Regions from separate parts of the Homo sapiens genome. Here region 2 is linked to region 1. Evidence: chromatin loops called from intact Hi-C (ENCODE). Cell type or tissue: HCT116. All regions are shown on one strand. Links, peaks and the distances in the headings refer to the core of each region. The heading gives the core; the rest is flanking DNA. Region 1 has its middle 27 kb from the start of DMRTB1. Region 2 overlaps NDC1 (NDC1 transmembrane nucleoporin).

Evidence for each region. Peaks named below come from ENCODE experiments on the same cell type or tissue, not always from the same donor. Only the 100,000 strongest peaks of a DNase experiment are listed, where the experiment ranks them.
Region 2: it touches region 1 in a loop (3.0-fold over the local background); 3 of 110 quality-filtered maps call a loop at or near these places.

The regions. Positions count from the first base shown.
Region 1 is chr1:53,481,469-53,491,049 of GRCh38, forward strand. No RefSeq gene overlaps it. Among named protein-coding and RNA genes, the nearest start is that of DMRTB1, 27 kb to the left of the region's middle. RefSeq lists an enhancer at 2,359-2,979. In HCT116, for the core only: a CTCF peak has its summit at 4,163 (motif pointing right); a DNase peak (open chromatin) is centred at 4,193.
Region 2 is chr1:53,807,010-53,815,009 of GRCh38, forward strand. NDC1 (NDC1 transmembrane nucleoporin) reads right to left here. Exons shown (of 18, transcript NM_018087.5): 7 at 2,686-2,737; 8 at 647-782. It also overlaps the pseudogene LOC124904725. Among named protein-coding and RNA genes, the nearest start is that of NDC1, 27 kb to the right of the region's middle. RefSeq lists an enhancer at 4,530-5,064. In HCT116, for the core only: a CTCF peak has its summit at 4,764 (motif pointing left); a DNase peak (open chromatin) is centred at 4,752; H3K27ac peaks cover 572 bases.

The sequences.
Region 1 (9,581 bases), core at 780-8,779:
TGATGAGTAGAGCATCAGGGCTCCAAGGCAGAGGGCTCTGTGCTGTGACACTGGGGGCACGTCACTCCCACCTGCCACCCAACCTGCCTAAGACATTCCACGCTCCCTTGGATCTGCTGGGTCACAAGGTCTGTGTGTCAGGGCAGCTCGCACTGTAGCCAGACCTAATGCACAGCCCTTTCTTACTTGGAGCCCCTCCAAAACTGGCAGCCTCACCAGTTTCCCAGGAAGTAGGTCAGAGCCGCACTCCCAGGTGTGGTGTACGCATCCTCGGAAATCCAGAGGTCCTGCCAGCACCATGCCTCTTATCTACTGGCAGATGGTACAAGGTATAGCCATGTACCTTTCAGAGGAGAATTCCAAATTCTGTTACCTCCTGCCTGCTGGTCTCCTACTGGAAGCCAGAGAGTGCAGGAGCCCAGGAGATGCTGTCTGTGGGGGTCAGCCCCCTGCACACGGAGCAGGGTGGAGGCTGCATCTGCTTGTGACCTGCAGAGGGAGAGTAACCACCCCCACACGACACGCATCAGGTCAGTCCCCTGCCCCCAACCCACCAATGGCCTCTACTGCTCTTCAAATAACCCCCTGACCCTTGGCCTGGGCCTTGAGATTTGGAGCCATCTGGCCCCCACCAGGTTGGTACATGAGAGACACTCATCATTGGTCCAGGACACCTTCACTTGTTTGTTTGTTTGTTTTTAATAATGTGATAAGCACCCATGAATCCATTGCTCCAGACAAAAATCCAGGCCCGGACAGTATCTGACCTCCAGCCAGCGGACCCCCATTGACTCTCACCTCTCCGGCCTCAGCAGCCAGAACCCGGAATCCCTTTGCCTCCTGCACTTGCTTTGCTTGTTGGATTTCATTGCATCCATGTGTATGCCTAGATGGTCTTTTGAACAGCTGTTTTAGGATGTAGTCTTTGGGGCGAGGCTTCCTCACTGAATATGACGTTGCTCACATTCACCCATGGTGTGGTGTTGTGTGCTGCTGCCTTCTCTGCTACAGGGTACTCTGGGGGCATCCTGGGGTTCTCGTGCTCTTCCTCTGGCATGTGGGCATGCAGGTTACGCTGCGGGGAGCAGGGCTGCTGTGGATGTCACTGCCCAGGTCCTTGTTGGTCCACCTCTCCCCACACCTGCTACTCCCCTTCCTTTCTCTCACCCCCCGCATGCCAGCCACACTGGCCTTTCTCCATTCCTTTGAGCTCGTCCCCACCTTGGGCCTTTGCTCCTACCGTTTCCTCTCCCAGGAATGCTCTCCTTGCCTGGCTCGTCCTCATTCTGGTTCAGCTTGATGGCATCTTCTCAGATGCCTGCCCCAACCCACTGGGCTCTGTAGCCCTCCCCTCCAAACATCTGTCCCCTTGAGGGCAAAGTATTCCTGGGGGGCTAAGGGAGGGACTCCAGCAGATGTGGCTGGAGCACAGGGTGAGAGGGTGGGGCAAGAGATGCGCTGGAAGCGGTTGGAGAACAGATGCCGGAAGGGCCTTGAATGTCATGCCAAGCAGGTCCGAACACGCCCCAGGCTTCAAAGTGTGTTAGGATCCAAGCCCCAGAGGAGGCCTCCGGCAGCCAGAGCACTCCCCTAGGCCCTTGAGGAAGGGCAGCTACTACATGTGCTTCAATATGAGGCAAGAGGTTCTCCCCAAATATGGCCCTCAGAAAAGAGGGGGTTGCTCGTTTTGAGTCTATATAGTTTCACAGTTTTTAGGGGGCACTTGTTACTTTATTTTGAAAATCAAAGTTGTGGCTGGAGAATGCACGTTAGATTAAAACATCCTCAGCTGTTATGGATGCTCCTGAGGGCTACCTGCAAAAGTGGTGGAAGGAGGATGTGGAGAACCTTCTTACTAACAGGCACCATCCAGAGCGGTGTGACCCGGGAAAGGTGACAGTGCCTGAGGCCACTCAGCCAGGCTGCGTTCTTTGAAGCATGGGGGCTACACAGCGCAGGTTCATCCTCCTTGTTTTCAGAAGGGGAAACCAAGGCCTGGGGAGGTGAGTGACTTCCCGAGGAGCAGAGCCAGGCCTGGAATGCAGCATCTCTGCCTCCAAGCGCTTCCAGCTTTTTCAGTGTAAATGCAGGGCAACGCGAAGGGCACAAGGGACACAGACCTTTCTGCTTTCTTGGCCTTGGTGGCATAGATGATGCTGTTGTGGGGAGCATCAGCTTTGCAGCCAGGAGACCTGAGTTCTAATTCGCAGCTTCTTCCCGACCCAGCTGTGTGACCTCAGGCAAGTTACCTCCCCTTCTCTAAGCTGGCTTCTCTGCGAGTGGAATGATAGCAGTGCCCTTTCCTGGGCTGCTGTGAGGCTGCAGCCTCTGCAGAGGTGGGAGGGGGTCAGGCCCGTGAGTGTGGGAGCCAGGGGTGTGAAGGGGACACCAGGGTGGGGTAGGGGAGCTGTGTCCTCTCTCTGAAGTGGCCAATGGGGCAGCTAGGATGTGGCCCTGCTCAAGGGGGCCCAGGTGCAGCAGAGCAGGGGCAGGAGGGGCCTGGGTGGCCATTCAGCTGCACTCACAGCCCTGTGCCCAGCAGGTCCAATGGTTCTCACCATGGGAACATGTGTTTGCCACCACAGGCCTTGGATATCCTGTAAAACTCACAATTTGTTCAAAAGAATAAAGAGCATGAAAGGGGCTGCCCGGCCTTCATCCAGGGCTGGCAGTGGTGGGAACGGCCCCGAGGCTGCTTTCCATTTAAACAAGATTTGGAGGCGTCTGTTCTGTCAGAGCTCTGGGTCGGGAAGCCCTCCCCGGCACAGATCGTGTGCTCGACTCAGGCTTTGGATGGAGGACATAGGACCTCACTTCCCCATCTGTAAACAAGGGTAACGATGGGGTTATGACATGTGATAAAGGATGAATGTATGCAAAGTGCTTAGGCCTCAGTGGGAGAGCAGGTGCTGGGAAGGGTTATCGTTATTTCTATAGGAGACAGATGTGTGCAGACTGACCCCCGAGGAGCAGCACTGAGATTCAGGGAGACTGGGTCTGGGGGACATGGGAGGACCCTGATCTGCTGGAAGAGGCAGGGAAGCTTTCCTTGGTGGAAACAAGGGACAGGGTAGACAGAGGTGGGTCCCAGCAGAAAAAGTGGCATGTGTAAAGGCTCTCAGGCGGGAACAAGGTTTTCATATTTGAGGAGCTAATAGAAACTCCCCAGGGCTGAGAGGCAGGGGCCAGGTCGCACGGGATCATGCCTTAGAGGCTACCAGCCTGGGCATCAGTGAATGCTTCCCAAAAAGTGACACACGGGCTTGGTGTCAAGGAGCAAGAAGGCATTAGTATTGTACAGAAGGGTGTCCCAGGCAGAAGGAACAGCATCTTCGGAGGCCTGGAGTCCAGGGAGCGCAGGCACAGTGTATGGTGAGGCCATGCCGGGCCTGGGCCGGGCCAGCTCCCATCCCTGTCTGTTGGTCAGGAGGACGCAGTTTCACTTTGTCCCACTCGCCTCTACCTCCGGGAGACTCAGCACACCCAGTGTATGCAGCCAGCTAACAGGGATGAGATGTGCTGTCTGCTGAGCTGGCTCTGGAGACCCAGGTGCCATTTGGAGCCTGTGAGACCCCTTCTTAGGGGAGTCTCAGCCAAGAATCAGGACAGCACCCGGATCTCTGGCCTAAGTGGGTGATGTGCTGAGATGGGAAAGTAGGAGAAGGGTTTTGGGGTGCTGAGCAGGAATGTCTGTGAGAAGCTGCAGAAGGGGTGGGGGGCAGCTTCCTGGGGCTGAGCTCAGGAGGGCACCCTGCACTGGGGATGGAGAGCGGATGCTGTCCGCGCAGATGTGGTGTGCAGTCCTAAGGGGCAGGGTGCCTGCGGACAGGGACGGAAGCCTGAAAAGGAGGCAGCCGGGGGATGGAAAGAAAGCCGGGACAGGCGGGAGAGGCCTGGGTTCCGAGTAGTGGGCTGAGAGTGGCACTAAAGAGAACAAGAAGGGTATTGGAGTGATCGTGAGGTGGTAAGAGACAAGTGAGTGTCAACACATCCTTTACAAATTAGGCTATCACCAGGAGGACAGAAATAGGGAGGAAGAGACGAGGGAAGGGGTCTGTGGGGGCCAGCGGGGATCAGCAGCCTCCAAGGTTCTTTGGGTTCCAATCTTCCCTGACGACTTGGTTTATTTATGGCCAGGGGCTTGTGGGGAAGGCAAAGGAGTGGCCGCGAGGGGGCGCCAGGACCTAGCCCAAGCCCTCCTCCAAGCGGAGACTGGGACGCTCTCGTCTTTACTCAATGTGTTTCCAAGGGGATGTGAGCTGCGATGACAATTTTGAGTTTCCATGAAGCAGGGTCTCTCCTGTCCTCCATCAGAGACTTGCGGCCAGTCCTGCCAGTGCCCTCTAGGCCCCCATTTCCGTTGGTCCGTGGTGGTGCCCTCCTCACCCAGGTGGTGTGGAAGTGGAGGGGTGGATGGGAGGCACGGGCTGAGAGAGGGCCCACGGGGCCTATGCCTCCCTGCCCGGCCCCACCCATGCCCCGTGGGGCCCCGTGAGTGCTCTTGCCTGTAAGGACGCCTCCCAGCTCCGAGGATATTTATTCACCAGCCCGACCTCCACAAGCACGTGGGAAGTCACCAGGACTATGTTGGTGAGGAAACTGAGGCACAGGCCACTGCATGCTTTCACGCTCACCTGCCTGAAAATCCCCGCTGCAGGGAAGGCTGCACTCTGGGCTCTGGGGCTAGGGTGGGCTGTTTCTTCTCTATTTGCTGCGAGTACCCAGTCAGAAACCACACGGGACCAGGGTTAGGAGCTGCAGATACACAAACCAGCCCAGTAGAAGGCGGTCTCCTCACAGAAAGAGCACTGAGTCCAAATGCAGCCCTGGTGCAGGGGCTTCCAATGTTAGATGCTCTGTGGGGAGGCCAGGAATCTGCATTTGGAGTACTTGCCCCAAGTGGATCTGAAGGCAGGGTTGGGTGTGAGACAACCCTATGAGAAGCCACTCTATAGATGAAGGTAGCTTGTTAAGGGCACGAGGCTGGACTGCTGCTGCCGAGCCCCAAAGTCACATTTATCCCTTTCTTCCTTTGTTTAACAGGCATCAACCCATGGGGGGCCCTTGCTGTGCCCAGGGTGCTCAGAGAGAATTTACAACCAGTCCAGCCTCCGAGAGACTCGCAGGCTAGAGGGGAGACACTCACCTACAGCAAGCAATGAGTGCAATGTGATCATTGCACCTGGGAAGCTTGAAGGAAGAGTGCTCCGGACAGAAGGAACAGCACGGACAAAGGCCTGGAAGCAAGAGGCAAGGCTGAAAAGAGCAGGGCCAGGGAGAAGGCTGAGTGACAGGAGGAGGGCCAGGGCTCAGGTACAGAGGGGCAGAGCCCTCACCAAGGCCTTTGAACCTTAAACTGGGGCTGGGAGAGCCTGGGCGTGTCTCACACCGCTCTGCAACTGTCCTTTTACTTGAAAGTCTCCCACCATCCTGAGGACTCCCATGGCTGGTGAACTCTGTGAACCCACTCCTGGCAGGAGCCCTGGCACCCCCCGAACACCACACTCTAGTGTCAAGCTGTCCCCACTGGAATGCAGGTTGGGAAGGAGGCAATGGAGTGGGGTGGGTGGGAGCTGAGGTTGCAAAATTTGGTGGAAATGGGTGGGGATGGAGGCAGTGGGGAAGGGGAGGCGGTGGGGAAGGGGAGGCGGGGAGCTGCTGATTTGTTTTAGAGCAAGAGGCTCTGGGCTGCTTTCTAAGCTGCAGCATCAAAGGCTGCCTGGAAACATGTACAGAATAAGGTGGAATATTATGGAAATTGTCCTCCCTGCTTTGTGGCCTGGGAATTCATGATGATTGAGAAGAATTTCCCCTGGTCTCATATTTATCCCTCTCTTTGAAAGTAAAGCTTTTGGATCAAATAAATAAAAATTATGGTCATACATTTCTTCTGAACTCAGCTGACTTCACCAGCCATACTGTAAATGGATGGAACTTTTTAAAAGCTGTTCTTCCAGGGTTGGAGGGTCAAGCGGACTTGCCTCTTGAGAGTCAGCGTGGTAAGGTTCCAGTGTTCATCCTTCCTGCCATCATGCTTCTGGTCACTGGCACCAAGAGTGACCTGGCAGTGGAGGGCTCTGGCACCATCCTGACGTGGCCACGCCAGGGTCTTGTGCGAGTCCCTTAGACTTGTTGAGCCTCCGTGTCTTCTCTGCCAGGATGGATTAATTATACCTACTGATCATTCATGTTTATTTTTCCTAAAGTAATATAAACACATTGTTTCAAAAAATCTAATGGAACTATTGGCCAAGAAAGAAAACCAACAGTCCTCAAATTATCCCCATCTCAACCAGTTCCAACCCAGTTCCACTTTCCAGAGGCAGCTGCTCAAGTCCTCAAGCTGCTTCTGTCTTCCCTTTCATACCTCAGTCCAGCATGTTAAAAACGCTGTTTCCCCCGTCTCTACTAAAAATATAAAAAATAGTGAGGTGTGGTGGCGGGCGCCTGTAGTCCCAGCTACTCAGGAGGCTGAGGCAGGAGAATGGCGTGAACCCGGGAGGCAGAGCTTGCAGTGAGCCGAGATTGCGCCACTGCACTCCAGCCTGGGCAACAGAGTGAGACTCCGTCTAAAACAAACAAACAAAAAATCGCTGTTTCTCGCTCCTCCGAGAGACATTTCTATGGGCTTCCTGGGCAGGGCAGTGGGAACCTGCCTTTCTCCCGACGCTCCCACACTTCCTCTTCCCCAGCTCCTGGTAGTCAGAGCACATACGTTTTCACTAAATCGATATTCTGGATTTATGTTGTCATGATTATGTAAATATTTACTAATCCAAGTACTGTAATCTGATTAGTTTCTTTTCCTCATGCTTTTACCGTTTTCTGGAATTAATAATTGCCTGTTTTCTCACTGGCCTAGCTGTCTACGTTTCTATTGCTAATTCTTCCCCAGACCTTCTAATAGCGACGTCCAGCACCTCTCACATCACTCTCATACCCACCAATGCATCCAAGCATCTGGCTCTGCTAGCCCTGGACCAGCCCTCCACTTCCTACAACCCAGCTGTCCACTTGGACTCTGCTTGCCACTCTCCTGCACTGGGATCCTTGTTTGCAAGAGGTCTTGGCTTATTCCCTCAGTTTAGGAGAGCTTTCCTCTGATAACTTTTTGAAAAAAAATTTAGAAAATACTTCTTTTTGGCAGTGCGCGGTGGCTAATACCCATAATCCCAGTACTTTGGGAGGCCAGGCGAGTGGATCACTTGAGCTCAGCAATTTGAGACCAGCTTGGGCAGCATGGTGAAACCCTGTCTCTAAAAAAACAAAACAAAACAAAAATTGTGTGGTGGTGCACGCCTGTAGTCCCAGCTACTGGGGAGGCCAAGGTGGGAGGTTCATGAGCCTGGGAGGTGGAGGCTGCAGTGAGCCGAGATCACACCACTGCACTCCAGCCTGGGTGACAGAGTAAGACCCTGTCTCAAAAAAAAAAAAAGAAAACAATTTTTTTTTGTAGTTTTCGCACGTCTGAAAATTCCTTATTCTATGCTCACCCTTGATTAATAGTTCAGCTGGGCATAGAATCCTGGATTAAAAATTGCTTTCATTGAAAAATTTTAAGTCTTTTGCTCTACAGTTTTCTATCTCCCAGTGTTGCTTTGAGAAATGTGATGAGATACTGTTTCATATTTTTGTAAGAGGCTTTCTTTTTTTCCTCCTCCTTCTCCTTTTAGGATCCCTCCTTCATCCCTGCTCTTCAGAACTTTTCGAATGCCATGTCTTGGCACGGGCCCTTTTAATCTGTAGCACTGGGCACTCAGTGAGCCCTGTCAAGCTGGTGGCTTATATCCCTTGGTCTTCAACATTTTTCTTCTGTTGCTTCTTTGATAACGTTCTTTCCTCCATGTTCTCTTTTCCCCCTTTCCGGAACTTTTTTTTTTTTGAAATGGAGTCTTGCTCTGTCACCCAGGCTGGAGTGCAGTGGCATGATCTTGGCTCACTGCAAGCTCCATCTCCCAGGTTCAAGCGATTCTCCTACCTCAGCCTCTCAAGTAGCTAGGATTACAGGTGTCCGCCACCAAGCCTGGCTAATTTTTGTATTTTTAGTAGAGATGGGGCTTTACCATCTTGGCAAGGCTGGTCTTGAACTCCTGACCTCGTGATCCACCCACCTTGGCCTCCCAAAGTGCTGGGATTACAGGTGCGAGCCACTGCGCCCAGCCGGGAATTTTTATTGGTCAGATACCAACTTCCTGGATTGATATTCAAACCTTCTCATTAATTTTTCCCTATTTTTCATTTATGTGCTTACTCTCTTACCTTCAAACTTTCTATCAGAGCTTTAATTTTGGTTATCTTTTCTGTTTGTTGGTTTTGGTTTTTTTCTGCTGCCTGCATTATCTCTGTTTCCCCCAGCTTTTGTTTGTTTGTTTGTTCCTGGTGATCCTTGGTAGATGACTGGTATAAGAGTGAGGCACTAAAAAGCCAATGGGAAGCTCTGTGAGCCTGATTGGACGGGTGAGGCTTGTTGACTATGAGCTTCACTGGGGTGACCTAGGGGCAAGTCAGCTTCTTGGGGTGGGCTCAAAATGCCCATTTCTAGAGGCCAGTTTTTCCAGAGAAGCATCTCCACCTTCCTGTCCAAATAGCCACTTGGTGTTTCTGCATCAGAATCCCCTCTGGTCCAGTTTCTGTGAAGGATAAACCATCATCTACTGGTCTTCTGGGAGTGGGATGTGAGTGGCGGAGGGAGGACTAGCTGCTTGGTTTTCGGGGGGCCCCAGGGAGTCTAATAGCTCCTACACTGACTGTCAACCAACCCAGTCCCCTCTTTTTACTCCACCCTGTCTCCCACCTTCCTCAGGACTTGGTGCCTCTGAGTCCTGGGTGTTTCTGGGCTCTGTGGGAGACCCTGCCCATGTCTGGCAGTGCCCCTCGGCAGTCTCCAGCTGCTTCTGCCACCAGCCCAGGCTCCACTTCCTGCTGGCTCCCATCTCCCATCAGCGCCTCTCCTGTTCTGACAGCTCCTTTTATTTCTTTATCATCACCTTAATGGGGTTTAGAAGGAGATGAGATAAACACTTATGTCCAGTCTGTCTCTGCCATTTCAGTTACACTTTGCTCACATCAGGCAATCTGGGGAAGCCAAAGAAACATCATCATTATTATAACAGCTAATATTTATCCAGCACATTCTCTATTCCAAGAGCCCCGTTAAGCATGTTACAATGTATTATCTCATGGGATTCTTACTATCACACTAGGAAGGAAGTTACAGATGTGGAATGGGCTCAGAGATGGGGGTGACTTGTCCAGGGGCACCCTACGAGCCCATCCAGACCTCTCTGCAGGAGTCAGCCCCCTGGGCAGTCGTGGTACACTGACCTCTCCAGCCTCCCTCTTGCCCTCCCCCAACCCTGCTCCACTGGCCCGAACTACCCTGTGTTCTGCTCACCAGGGCTCACCCTCTCATTTCCACACTTTTGCATGGGCTGTTCCCCTGGAAAAGGAGCAAAACATGTTGGGAGAGAGCGTGCCTGTGAAACAAAAATGAGCCAGGCTCCCGGGCTGTGGCGGAAGCCCCCACTCACCTTCTATCCTCCCTGGCGTCTGTGGGAGCACCTTTCCAAGGTGGCCTCTTC
Region 2 (8,000 bases), core at 1-8,000, 320 kb after region 1:
GTCGAGGACAGATCATTTTGAGGTCAGGAGTTCGGCACCAACCTGGCCAACATGGTGAAACCCTGTCTCTACTAAAATTCAAAAAAAATTAGCCGGGCATGGTGGCACACGCCTGTAGTCCCAGCTACTCGGGAAGCTGAGGTGGGAGAATCACTTGAACCTGGGAGGCAGACGTTGCAGTGAGCCAAGATCAGGCCACTGCCCTCCAGCCTGGGTGACAGAGCGAGACCCTATCTCAAAAAAAAAAAAAAAAAAAAAAAAAAAATTCTTACTGCCACATATTTAAATATTTTAATAGTAGCTATGCCAATGACATGGAAAATTAATTTAAAATTCAAGTCCATTTAGTATGTACTCAGTAGAGAAATGGAAGCCCCCAGAAGACAACTAGGATGTCAATAAAGCATAGTGGCAGTCCATTCAGTTTAATCTCCAAAAATTAAGTGAATATCCACACTGTTCCTCTGAAAAAAAATACCACATAAATGGTGGTTACAAATGATATGGCCCCAAGAGTCTCAGAAGAGAGACCAAAAACCAGCTTACGGAAATGGTTTTGCGTGTGCTGATCAGTGTGCTCTGCTAAAAATCAACTGTGCACTCCAAAACACAAAAGTATTAAGAAAAAATATTTTAAAAAACATACCTCTGTGGCATAGATTTTGAAGAGTATCCATGAGACATACCAAGTCGTCAGGAGAAAGACACCACACAGCCAGACATGGTAGAGTAACGAGAGATTTAAGAGGCCACTCACTGTGTCAAGTGGCCTATGAACCTGCCTGTGAATGCAGAAATTACTATTAATCCTCTAGGAAAAATGCAATCTAAATATTAACACACTTAAGTCTCCACATTGAGACACAAATATTATGTCTAAATAACAATGTTGACAGACTCCTCTCCTTCGATATCTTTATAAAGCTCTTTCCCTAATACTTTCTTATGAGGTACATGAGGGAGCTTTAAGGGAAGAACAGACCTAAATCGGGGCTACAGTTTCCTGTGTTCAAAATCTTCACTGACTTTTACTACGAAGGAGGAATGAGCTAAGCCTATAAGCCTCACTACGAGCAGCTGGGTGAAAGTTTATTATTGTTGCTTTGTAGTCTAATACCTCAAAACCATTAAACATGACTAGTACTTCTCCTGGACCAGATTTCAGCTTTATCCTTATGCCCTATAAACCACAGATTCATAGTCGTTAAAAGCACATGCTACTAAACAATGTTAAAGCAATTTAAGACACTCTGTTAGACTGCTAAGTAAAGCTAATGCTGCCATCTTTCCAAAACTTTGACTAGATCAATTAGCAAAGTTATTATAATCCTACAACCAGCAATTATGAAAACCAGGATTGGAACCTGACTCTGCCATTTCTAAGTGTTGTGATTAGGTAAATCACTCCACCTATCCCACCAGCGGTTTCCTCATCCATATAAGAGTGGCATAATATGTTCATTCTTCCTCTTAGTCCTATTACAATTTTTAAAACAGCTTACATTAGGAGTGCCCAGCACAGTGCTTGACATTCACTGGGGGAGTCAACCAATGATGAAGTTATTTTTAACTTCTAAGTAAACATTTTACTGAGGCCCTGACATAAATGAAGGACAGATTATCAGGCACTCAGCCATATACACAAAACATTTTTTGAGTGCAAGGAAGAAAAAAATATTGTTAAATTTCTATCAAATGCCATTATTATTTTTCTCTTTCCATTTCACCTAGTTTAAAATCTGGGCTAAAACAATAAATGACTCATGCGTTTGGTTTCATACCTAGCAAGTAAGCAGAAGACAAAACTAAATTTTGCCTAGAAACTTTGAAAAGTGAGAAACCATAATATCTCTTAAATACCATGTATGTCAATATTCCCACTCCCTAAAACTGATATTAGTGAATTCCATATATGAAACAAAAACCCTCACAGTGGAATATACAATAAGAACAAACACTGAGAGAGACTGACTTTTATTCGGCAAATACAGATTAAACCTTTATGTGCAAAGTGCATAGAAGATTACTACAACAATATACAACCGTGCTGTCACTTGACTGCCACTTGTGACCTTCAACTGATTACCTGACCTTGCTCAATTTTGGTTTCCTCTCATAGGCTAAATTAGAATAATGCCACAGCATTGGTATATATCATGAGACACCAGAGAAGGAATGATTGTTGGGGAGAAAAACGAAACAGAGGCCTGGTCCATGCAACTCGAGAAAGCCACTTTTGTATAGTATAAAAGCTGCATCTAAGAACAATTATCATTGCTTACTTCTGCGGAGAACTGGGTGAGTGGAGACAGAGGAGGAGACTTTTTCATTTTATACCCTATTATTATTATTTTCTTTTTGAGACAGGGTCTCGCTCTATTGCCTAGGCTGGAGTGCAGTGGCACAATTATAGCTCACCGCATCCTTGAACTCCTGGGCTCAAGCGATCCTCCTGCCTCAACCTCCCAAGTAGCTGGGACTACAGGCAAGTACCACCAAGTCCTGCTAATTTTACCCTTTTATACACCTTTGGAATTTTAAACCATATAAACTATATGTATTCAAAAATGAATACAATTTTTAAAAAAATGTTAAAGGCAAAATCTAAACAAAATATCTGGAAAATAGCAAACATCTAAAAGAATGGAAACAGAGTTAAAATTAGACTTTTTAGGTATCACTTACTCATCTATGTGAAGGTTCATAGCAGTGCTAATCCAAGCTTTGGGAATATAGCCTGAAGGGAAAAAATACCAAGCTATGAACATAAAAAGTTATAAAACAAGTTTTAGTCAAGCTTTAGAATATAAGGTCAATGACATGGCCACACAGACACCAAGACCTCAGTCAAAATGTTAGACTTATTAGGAATGAGTAGGAAAAGACAGTACTTATTAACACAGGCAGTCTTTGCTTTGTACAGTTCTGATATATACACATTTCAGTTACCATGGTTTAGTTAAAAAATACCAGTCACCCAAAAATGCAGTTCAAACTCTAGTTACTGTGGTATATTAACTATAAGCAACTGCATATAGCACTTCTAACTTTTCAGGACACAAATCAATATGTAGATAACCGATGTGCATTATAATCTGTGACCCAATCCCATCAATTCTCTCAAAGTCTGTTGCTGATTGGTCACTTGGATCTGTTATTCAGTACAGACACAGACAGCAAAGCATGTAGTTGTGTTGCCTCCTTGTTTCCCACAATAAATCCAAATGATACTTTTAAAAAATGAATAGCTAAAACAGGAAAGTAGTGCTTGCTTCAGCAGCACATATACTAAAATTGGAATTGCGCATACTAAAAGGGGAATTGCGCATGACCCCTGCGCAAGGATGACATGCAAATTCATGAAGCGTTCCATAAAAAATAAAATGGTTTTAATTAAAAAAAAGAAGAAACTGGCAAAAAAAAAAAAAATCAAAGTGCAACAAAGAAATGAAAAGTGATAATGCTGAAAACGAAATTTGAATTGAACATAAATGAAGTTATAGGAGAAAGAGCAAATCATGGAAATGATCATAGTCACAAAAATAGCCCAAATAAACAACTCTAGAGGAACAACCAGGCTGACTGTATGTAGTAGGTCAATACATTGCAATGAGGCTGAGCGTGATGGCTCATGCCTATAATCCCAGTACTCTGGGAGGCCAAGGTGGGAGGATCACTTGAGGCCAAGAGTTCAAGACTAGCCTGGGCAACATAGCAAGACCCCATCTCTAAAAGAAAAGAGACACTACTAATCATGATGGCAGATGGGTGGCAGGACTAGATTGCAGCTCCAAACAGGGCAGCTTGCAGATGCTTGTGTTGTGATTTTTAGCTCCAGATCGACTGCAAGAACAAACCAGCAATCACAAGAGGACCCACAGACCCTCTGAAGGAAGCAGACTGCTCCTGAGGACCCGGGAGACACCCCAAATACTGTGAGTGCCCCAACTGTGGAAGTGGAAAAGGAAGACCCTCCTCTTCTGAACACACACCCCCACTGGAGAAGGTGAAGGTCTGTCTGTGGGAGAAGTTTCTGACCTTACCTGGAGCTGAACCAGTTTAGAGAGTCAAGCGAAATACAGGGGTAGAGGAAGCAGCAGAAAGGCCCTGGGAGCTTGCTGCACTCCCTAGCAGGCCATTCCTGCCTGGCACCACAGGGATCCATCAGAAGGTTGACCAGAGGAGCAGGGAGTAAAACTCCACAGGGAAAAGGAAATCTCCAGCTGAACTTTGTAACAATTTAAATGGGGCAAGAAGCCTCCTGGCCAGAACTTGGGGGAGAGGGCAAATCTAATGTGTAGACTCCACAGGTGGGGCAAGAACCAAGCTCTTTTCTCTCCCAGCTGGGAGGCGGGTAGCCCAGGGCAAGTTTTCAAGCCCATCTGGCCTTCCACCTGGAAACAGACTCAGGGCTGTTGCAGGGCGGTGGGAGTGAGACTGGCCCTTTGGTTTGCATGGGACCTGGGTGAGGCCTGTGACTGCCACTTTCCCCCACTTCCCTGACAGCCTGCATGACTCAGCAGAGGCAGCCATAATCCTCCTAGGCACACAACTCCAGTGACCTAGGAATCTAACTCCCATTCCCCACAGCAGCTGCAGCAAAAACTGACCCAGGAGAGTCTGAGCTCAGACTCGCCTATCCCCACCCCCACCTGATGGTCCTTCCCTACCTCAATACAAAGGACATATAATCTTGGGAGTTCTAGGGCCCCACCCACTGCCAGTCCCTCTCCACACTACTACAGCTGAGGTTTTCCGGAAAGCGCCACCTCCTGGCAGGAGGCCCAATCAGCACAAAAGTAGAGCATTAAACCACCAAAGCTAAGAACCCTCATGGAGTCCACTGCACCCCCTCACCACCTCCACTGGAACACGCACTGGTATCCATGCCTGAGAGACCCAGAAACAGTTCACATCACAGGACTCTGTGCAGACAACCCCCAGTATCAGCCCAGAGACAGGCAGACTCGCTGGGTGGCTAGACCCAGAAGAGAAACAACAATCACTGCAGTTCGGCTCACAGGAAGCCACATCCATAGGAAAAGGCGGAGAGTACTGCATCAAAGGAACACCTCGTGGGACAAAAGAATGTGAACAACAGCCTTCAGCCCTAGACCTTCCCTCTGACAGAGCCTACCCAAATGAGAAGGAACCAGAAAACCAACCCTGGTAATATGACTATACAAGGCTCTTCAACACCCCCAAAAAAAATCACACTAGTTCACCAGTAATGGATCCAAACCAAGAAGAAATCCCTGACTTAACCTGAAAAAGAATTCAGGAGGTTAGTTATTAGGCTAATCAGGGAGGGACCAGAGAAAGGCGAAGCCCAATGCAAGGAAATCCAAAAAATGATACAAGAAGTGAAGGGAGAAATATTCATAGAAATAGATAGCTTAAAGAAAAAACAATAAAAAATTCAGGAAACTTTGGATTCACTTTTAGAAATGCGAAATGCTCTGGAAAGTCTCAGCAATAGAATTTAACAAGTAGAAGAAATTCAAAGCTTGAAGACAAGATCTTCAAATTAACCCAATCCAACAAAGACAAAGAAAAAAAAGGAGAATATGGACAAGGTCTCCAAGAAGTCTGGGATTATGTTATACGACCAAACTTAAGAATAATCGATGTTCCTGAGGAAGAAGAGAATTCTAAATGCTTGGAAAACATATATGGGGGAATAATCAAGGAAAACTTCCCTGGCCTTGCTAGACCTAGACATCCAAATACAAGAAGCACCAAAGAACACCTGAAAAATTCATCACAAAAAGATCTTTGCCTAGGCACACTGTCATCAGGTTATCCAAAGTTAAGACGAAGGAAAGGATCTTTAAGAGCTGTGAGACAGAAGCACCAGGTAACCTATAAAGGAAAACCTATCAGATTAACAGCAGATTTATCAGCAGAAACCCGACAAGCTAGAAGGGATTGGGGCTCTATCTTCAGCCTCCTCCAACAAAACAATTATCAGCCAAGAATTTTGTATCCAGCGAAACTAAGCATCATATATGAAGAAAACATACAGCCTTTTTCAGACAAATAAATGCTGAGAGAATTCGCCATTACCAAGCCACCATTACAAGAACTGCTAAAAGGAGCTCTAAATCTTGAAACAAATTCTGGAAACACATCAAAACAGAACCTCTTTAAAGCATAAATCAAACAGGACCTATAAAACAAAAATACATGTTGAAAAGCAAAAACAAAAAGCAAACAAACAAGTACACAGGCAACAAAAAGCATGGTGAATTCGATGGTACCTAATATTTCAATACTAACATTGAATGTAAATGGCCTAAATCCTCCACTTAAAAGATACAGAACCACAGAATGGATAAGAACTCACCAACTAACCATCTGCTGCCTTCAGGAGACTCACCTAACACACAAGGACCCACATAAACTTAAAGTAAAAGGGTGGAAAAAGGCATTTCATGCAAGTGGACACTAAAAGCAAGCAGAGGTAGCTATTCTTATATCAGACAAAACAAATTTTAAAGCAACAGCAGTTAAAAGAGACAAAGAGGGACATTATATAATGTTAAAAGGTCTCGTCCAACAGGAAAATATCACAATCCTAAACATATATGCATCTAACATTGGAGCTCCCAAATTTATAAAACAATTACTAACAGACCTAAGAAATGAGATAGACAGCAACACGATAGTGGGGGACTTCAATAATCCACTGACGACACTAGATAGGTTATGAGAACAGAAAGTCAACAAAAAAACAATGGATTTAAACTATACCTGGAACAAATGGACTTAACAGATAGATACAGAACATTTCATCCAACAGCCATAGAATACACATTCTATTCAACAGCACATGGAACTTTCTCCAAGATAGACCATATGATAGGCCATAAAACAAACCTCAATAAATTTCAGAAAACTGAAATTATATCAAGCACTCTCTCAGATCACAGTGGAATAAAACTGGAAATCAACTCCAAAAGAAACCTTCAGAACCATGCAAATACATGGCAATTAAATAATCTGCTCCTGAATGAGCACTGGGTCAAAAACTAAATCAAGATGGAAATTAAAAAATTTTTTGGCTGGGCGCAGTGGCTCATGCCTGTAATCCCAGCACTTTGGGAGGCCAAGGCGGGTGGATCACGAGGTCAGGAGATCGAGACCATCCTGGCCAACACTGTGAAACCCCGTCTCTACTAAAAATACAAAAAAATGTAGCCGGGCGTGGTGGCGGGCACCTGTAGTTCCAGCTACTCAGGAGGCTGAGGAAGGAGAATGGCGTGAACCCGGGAGGTGGAGCTTGCAGTGAGTCAAGATCGCGCCATCGCACTCCAGCCTGGGCAACAGAGCAAGACTCCGTCTCAAAAAATAAATAAATAAATAAATAAAAAATAATTTTTTGAACTGAATGACAATAATGACACAACCTATCAAAACCTCTGGGATACAGCAAAGGCGGTGCTAAGAGGAAAGTTCATAGCCCTAAGCACCTACATCAAAAAGAGTGAAAGAGCACAAACTGACATTCTAAGGTCACACCTCAAGGAACTAGAGAAATAACAAATCAAACCCAAACCCAGCTGAAAAAAGGAAATAACTGAGATCAGAGCAGAACTAAATGAATTTGAAACAAAAACAACAACAAAAATACAAAAGATAAATGAAACAAAAAGCTGGTTCTTTGAAAAGATAAGTAAAACTGATAGACCATTAGCAAGATTAACCAAAAAAAGAAGAGAGAAAATCCAAATAACCTCACTAAGAAACAAAACAGGAGATATTACAACTGACACCACTGAAATATGAAAGATTGTTCACAACTACTATGAACAACACCTTTACGCACATAAACTGCCAAACCTAGAAGAGACAGATAAATTCCTGGAAAAATACAACCTTCCTAGCTTAAATCAGGAAGAATCAGATAACCTGAACAGACCAATAACAAGCAGTGAGATTGAAATGGTAATTTTAAAATTACCAACAAAAAAAAGTCCAGGACCAGATGGATTCACAGC